Linked DNA regions of Homo sapiens: region 2 is linked to region 1. A link is a contact called in ENCODE Hi-C or POLR2A ChIA-PET data. All regions are on one chromosome and are shown on one strand. Each heading gives the region's core, a stretch centred on a gene start or an enhancer-like site at or near the end of the contact. The rest is flanking DNA. Distances are from core to core; before and after follow the strand shown. Region 1 has its middle 67 kb from the start of RESF1. Region 2 has its middle 29 kb from the start of H3-5.

Evidence for each region. Hi-C counts contacts between places; a loop is a spot of excess contacts on that map. ChIA-PET counts read pairs that join two places held with the same protein, here RNA polymerase II (POLR2A). Pooled maps may share reads with other maps.
Region 2: a pooled map shows a loop between it and region 1 (2.2-fold over the local background). The contact joins two enhancer-like sites. A Hi-C loop is called at or near these places in 1 of 50 pooled maps. POLR2A ChIA-PET finds 5 or more read pairs at or near these places in 4 of 52 experiments (Caco-2, OCI-LY7, WTC11 and 1 more).

What each region holds. Positions count from the first base shown.
Region 1 is chr12:32,024,534-32,027,300 of GRCh38, reverse strand. No RefSeq gene overlaps it. Among named protein-coding and RNA genes, the nearest start is that of RESF1, 67 kb to the right of the region's middle. RefSeq lists an enhancer at 2,012-2,306. Within about 2 kb of position 1,285, at least 2 of the 41 ENCODE cell types and tissues checked have a DNase peak (open chromatin) inside an H3K27ac peak, as active enhancers do.
Region 2 is chr12:31,761,977-31,764,828 of GRCh38, reverse strand. No RefSeq gene overlaps it. Among named protein-coding and RNA genes, the nearest start is that of H3-5, 29 kb to the left of the region's middle. Within about 2 kb of position 1,553, at least 2 of the 41 ENCODE cell types and tissues checked have a DNase peak (open chromatin) inside an H3K27ac peak, as active enhancers do.

The sequences.
Region 1 (2,767 bases), core at 36-2,535:
TGCCAGGGTAAAAGGGATAGCTAATTGAACTAGAGCATAAGTGCTGCTCTAATTATTTGGTAGAGTGTCTAGTAAAGGTTTTTTACAGTATTACTATGCATCCGCTTGGGGATGAATAAGGGTGGACTGATGGGTTAGCTTTTGGAAGTGCCTGACCTCGCTGTATCATGTTAAGTCTTCAAAGTACGCTAAATTTTCCTTTTATCGTTGGAGACACGAGGTAAAATTGGTCTTGGAAGATGGAGGCTGAATGGCCCTCGGGGGGCTGACCCTCAGGGTACTGCACTTTAGGAAATAGTAGAGAGAGTTTGGCACACTTTACTATCTTAGGCTGCAGGATTTTGATACCGGCCGGGTGCAGTGGCTCACGCCTATATCCCAGCACTTTGGGAGGCCGAGACGGGCGGATCACGAGGTCAGGAGATGGAGATCGAGACCATCCTGGCTAACAGGGTAAAACCCCGTCTCTACTAAAAATACAAAAAAAAAAAAAAAAAAAAAGTTAGCCGGGCTTGGCAGCGTGCGCTTGTAGTCCCAGCTACTTGGGAGGCTGAGGCAGGAGAATGGCTTGAACCCGGGAGGTGGAGCTTGTAGTAAGCCGAGATTGCGCCACTGCACTCCAGCCTGGGCGACAGAGCGAGACTCCGTCTCAGATAAAAAAAAGAAAAAAAGACAAAAGAAGAAAAGGAGCTACCATGCAGTCCATGCCTTGTCGATTAGAGGACTATCTGAGTGGAAAGGGGATAACTTGGACTTCTAGCCTACTGTGTGCACAAGCATAACAATTGCTTTTATTTAGAGTGCGGACAGAATATTTAATGTATTTTAGCTAGTCATTTACATCTTGATATCTTGTTTTAATTGCTGTGGTTTGCTTTAGATTTTTTTACTTTTACTACAAAGACTTTGGTTTTGTCATTTGGTATGAGAGGAGTGATAACTGAACAGGCATTAAAAGTAATAATTTGAGGTGAGTTAGATTTAGTTACATTAATAAGATGGGGAGTAGTTAAAGGAAAGAAAAGATAGATAAAGTTTTCTTAGCTTTAACTTGGTAGGGCTTGACCCTGGAACAATGACCTATAACTTTGATGGTGATGACGCTTTTTTGACTTGGGTATGATGTGTCTATCCTTTTCTGCTGTGCGAACGGCAGTCTCGGTGGTTAGCAGCACAAGGTAGGGTTCTTAGGCTGCCTCGAGTTTTTCTTCTTTCTATCTTTTGATGAGGATGTGGTTTCCAGGCAGGTGCTGGTGTACGGCTCCTCTGGTTTGTTTCCTTTCTTGGCTCATGCATGAGGTCGCCTGGTCCACATCATATGTGAGGATCATTTACTCCAGATTGCTGGCCAGTTTCTTCTGCCTTGTTGAGAGTCCGGGTCTATTCATCACACCAGATGGGTCTCAATTTCTTACTACCCCTGAGGCCACCACAATGAGGCAGTGGGAGACCCCCTCATGAGAGGACTAGAGACCACCCCAGAGGAAAATGTATCCCTGTACGGACCACCATTTCTTATATGTAAAAATGTTTATTTAGAAATAGAATGCTTGTTCCCCAGTGCTACAAAGAAATAACATTCAAACATAAATTTAATTCTCTTAGCAAGGCAAACTTTACTTTATGCAGAAAGGGGCTCATAGCAGATGGAATAATGGCGAGAGCACCAGTAGAGACAGGTTTTCACCATGTTAGCCAGGCTGGTCTTGAACTCCTGAGCTCAAGTGATCACCTGCCTCAGGCTCCCAAAGTGCTGGGATGGAAAAGGAGAGTGCCTTGGATTGGCCCTGGCGAAGCAGGGACCATCCCTTTATCTGCACAGGGCGCCAGTTCACCTCAGTCTTTAATTTGCCACAGACCAAATCCTTCATCTAGATAAGAACCTCAAATGAGGTACTTAAAGCCCAGAAAGCTTTGTAACTGCACCCTTGAGCTGCTTGCTCAGGCCCACTCCCACCCTGTGAAGTGCTTTCTCGCTTTAATGAATTCCTGCTCTCGTTGCTTCATTCCTGCATTTCATTTCTCTGCTACTTCGTACGTTTTGTTCAATTCTTTGTTCAAAATGCCAAGGACCTGGACAACTCGTAGTCAAGACCCTCTACCAGTAACACTTGTTGCTCCTATTCCTCCTGGTGCTATTTATTGCTACTGCACATGTACCCTGTGCCCAAGGGTAGAACGACTTTCCAGCTTCTGAAGCACAGAGGCTTGGGGAGGACAGATTGTCATGTGACTCAGGACTTCACTGAACCTTGTTCATACAGTTGACCACATTCCTTTGTTTGGATCACTAAGGGAGAGTCATTATCATTACAAGGCAAGATCCTGGGCAAAGCACATTTTAGACCCCAAAATATTTTGTCCTCTTTGCAAGGCATTTCATCTATTATTTCCTTTTTAATCCAGGATGGGCAAAAAAAGAAGTTGTAATGTTTGTATTCCATATTTGTCGTTACAAAAGAAAGATATTTTCATATTCCAAAATTGTAAAAGTAAACAAAACACAGTAACAACAACGAAAACTATAATCAGAAGGAAGGGCACCAGGTTCAGACAGTGGTGGCTTTGAAAGAAGAAGTAAGTGAGATTGAAATTGAGAGAATTAAAAAAAAGATTTTAAGTTTTTTTTTTTTTTTGAGACAGGGTCTCACTCTGTCACACAGGCTGGAGTGCAGTGATGCAATCTCAGCTCATTGCAACCTCTGCCTCCCTGGCTCAACTGATCCTCCCACCTCAGCCTCCTGAGTAGCTGGGACTACAGGCGGGT
Region 2 (2,852 bases), core at 304-2,803, 260 kb after region 1:
AGGAGGCCGAGGCAGGCAGATCACTTGAGGTCAGGAGTTCAAGACCAGCCTGGCCAATGTGGGGAAACCCCGTCTCTACTAAAAATAAAAAATAAAAAATAAATTAGCTGGGCGTGGTGGCGGGCGCCTGTAATTCCAGCTACTCTGGAGGCTGAGGCAGGAGAATCACTTGAACCTAGGAGACGGAGGTTGCAGTGAGTGGAGATTGCGCCACTGTACTCCAGCTTGGGGGACAGAGCAAGACTTCATCTCAAAAAAAAAAAAAAAATCCTTTGTCAATTTTTTAGTTGGGTTGTCTTTTATTGCTGAATTGTTAGAGTTTTTTATATATTCTAGATACAAGTTCTTTTTTTTTGAGACGGAGTCTTACTCTGTCCCCCAGGCTGGAGTGCAGTGGCACGATCTTGGCTCACTGCAAGCTCCGCCTCCCGGGTTCACGCCATTCTCCTGCCTCAGCCTCCCGAGTAGCTGGGACTACAGGCATGCGCCACCACGCCCGGCTAATTTTTTGTATTCATAATAGAGACGGGGTTTCACGGTGTTAGCCAGGCTTGTCTCTATCTCCTGACCTTGTGATCCACCTGCCTCGGCCTCCCAAAGTGCTGGGATTACAGGCGTGAGCCACCATGCCCGGCCAATTCAAGTTCTTTACTAGAATGACTTGCAAATATTTTATCCTTTTCTATAGGTTGTCTTTTCAGTTTCTGGATAATGTCCTTTGTAGCACTAAAGTGTTTAATTTTGGAGTAGATCAATTTTTCTATTTTTTTCTTTTATAGTTTGTGTTTTTGGTGCCATAACTAAAAAAACATTACCTAATCCAAGGTCACAGGGATTTACATCTATGTTTTCTTCTAAGAGTTTATAATTTTAGCTCTTATGTTTAGGTCCTGATCCATTTTGAGTTAATTTTTGTATATAGTGTATGGTACTCAGGTGCCAAATTCATTATTTTGTATGTAGATATCTAGTTGTTCAGAACCATTTGTTGAAAGATTATTCTTTCCTCCATTGAACTGTCTTGGCAGCCTTGTTGAAAATCAATTGATGCAAGAGTCTGGGTTTATTTCTGGACTCTCAATTCATTGTCCTCAACTACATGTCTATTCTTATGCCCATACTACAGTCTTGATATTATAGCTTTAAGCAAAGTTTTGAAATGGGGAGGTGTGAGTCTTTCAATTTTTAACTTTTTCAAGATTGTTTTGGTTATTCAGGGCCCCTTGCAGTTCTATATGTATTTGAGGATCAGCTTTTACATTTCTGAAAAAATTAAAAATGCTGTTGGAATTTTGACAGGGATTGTGTTGAGTCTGCAGATTAATTTAAGAAGTACTGATATCTTAACAATATTAGATATTCCAATCCATGAAAACAGATGTTGTTTCAACTAGTCTTCTTTCTTTTTCTCTTTTTCTTGCTTCTCTTTTTGGTTTTCAGTAGGATCTTGCTCTGTCACCCAGGCTGGAGTACAGTGGCGCGATCATAGCTAACTACAAACTCAAACTCCTGATCCTCCTGCCTCAGCCTCCTGAGTCATCTCTTTCAATGATCTCTTTTTCAGTATGAGTCATCCATTTCTTTTGTTTGTTTGTTTCTTTTTTTTTTTTTTTTTGAGACGGAGTCTCACACTGTTGCCTGGGCTGGAGGGCAATGGCACGATCTCAGCTCACTGCAACCTCCACCTCCCGGGTTCAAGCAATTCTCCTGCCTCAGCCTCCCGAGTAGCTGGGATTACAGGTGCCCGCCACCACACCCAGCTAATTTTTTTGTATTTTTAGTAGAGATGAGGTTTCACTATGTTGGCCAGGCTGGTCTCGAACTCCTGACCTCATGATCTGCCTGCCTCGGCCTCCCAAAGTGCTGGGATTACAGGTGTGAGCCACCTTGCCTGGCTGAGTCATCCACTTCTTTTGTTAAATTTGTTGCAAAGTATTTTATTATATTTGATGGTATTATAAATGGAATTATTTTCTTAATTTTATTTTTGGATTGTTCATTGTTACTTTATAGAAATACAACTGATTTTTGTATATTGATCTTGCATTGTTGCACCATTCTGAGCTTGTTTATTAGCCCTAATGGATTTTTTGTGAATTGTTTAGGGATTTTTATCTCATCTGCAAAAAAAGATAGTTGTCCCTCCTCTTTTCCAACCTAGATGCCTTTTATTTTATTTTCTTGCCTAATTGCCTTGGCTAGAACTTCCAGTTCAATTTTGAATGCAAGTGATGACAGCAGGCATTGTTGTCTTGTTTCCAATAACTTTTAACTTCTAATTTTCCCCCAAATATAAAGATAAACACATTAGATAGAAAAATATTACTGATAATAGTAGTCATCATTATTTAAAATCTTTTGTTAATGGGAGTACTTCTAATATTTTCCTTTGAACATAAGCTGTCTTGAGGTTAAAATAGATTCATATTAAGGAAATGTCTTCTATTCTTTTTTTTTATTTTTCAAATTTAATTAAAAAAATTTTTTATTTCCTCATTCTTGCTGTCAACTTATATTCTTATTCTTTTATGATCATTTTTGATTGAAAAGTAGATGGGCCAGGCACTGTGGTTCACATCTATAATCCCAGCATTTTGGGAGGCCGAGGCAGATGGATCACTTGAGGTCAGGAGTTCGAGACCAGCCTGGCCAACATGGTGAAACCCCATCTCCATTAAAAATACAAAAATTAGCAAGGCATGGTGATGCATGCCTATAATCCCAGCTACTTGGGACACTGAGGCAGGAGAATCACTTGAACCCAAGAGGCTGAGGTTGCAGTGAGCTGAGCTGAGATCGCACCACTGCACTCTAGCCTGGGTGAAAAAGCGAGACTCTGTCTAAATAAATAA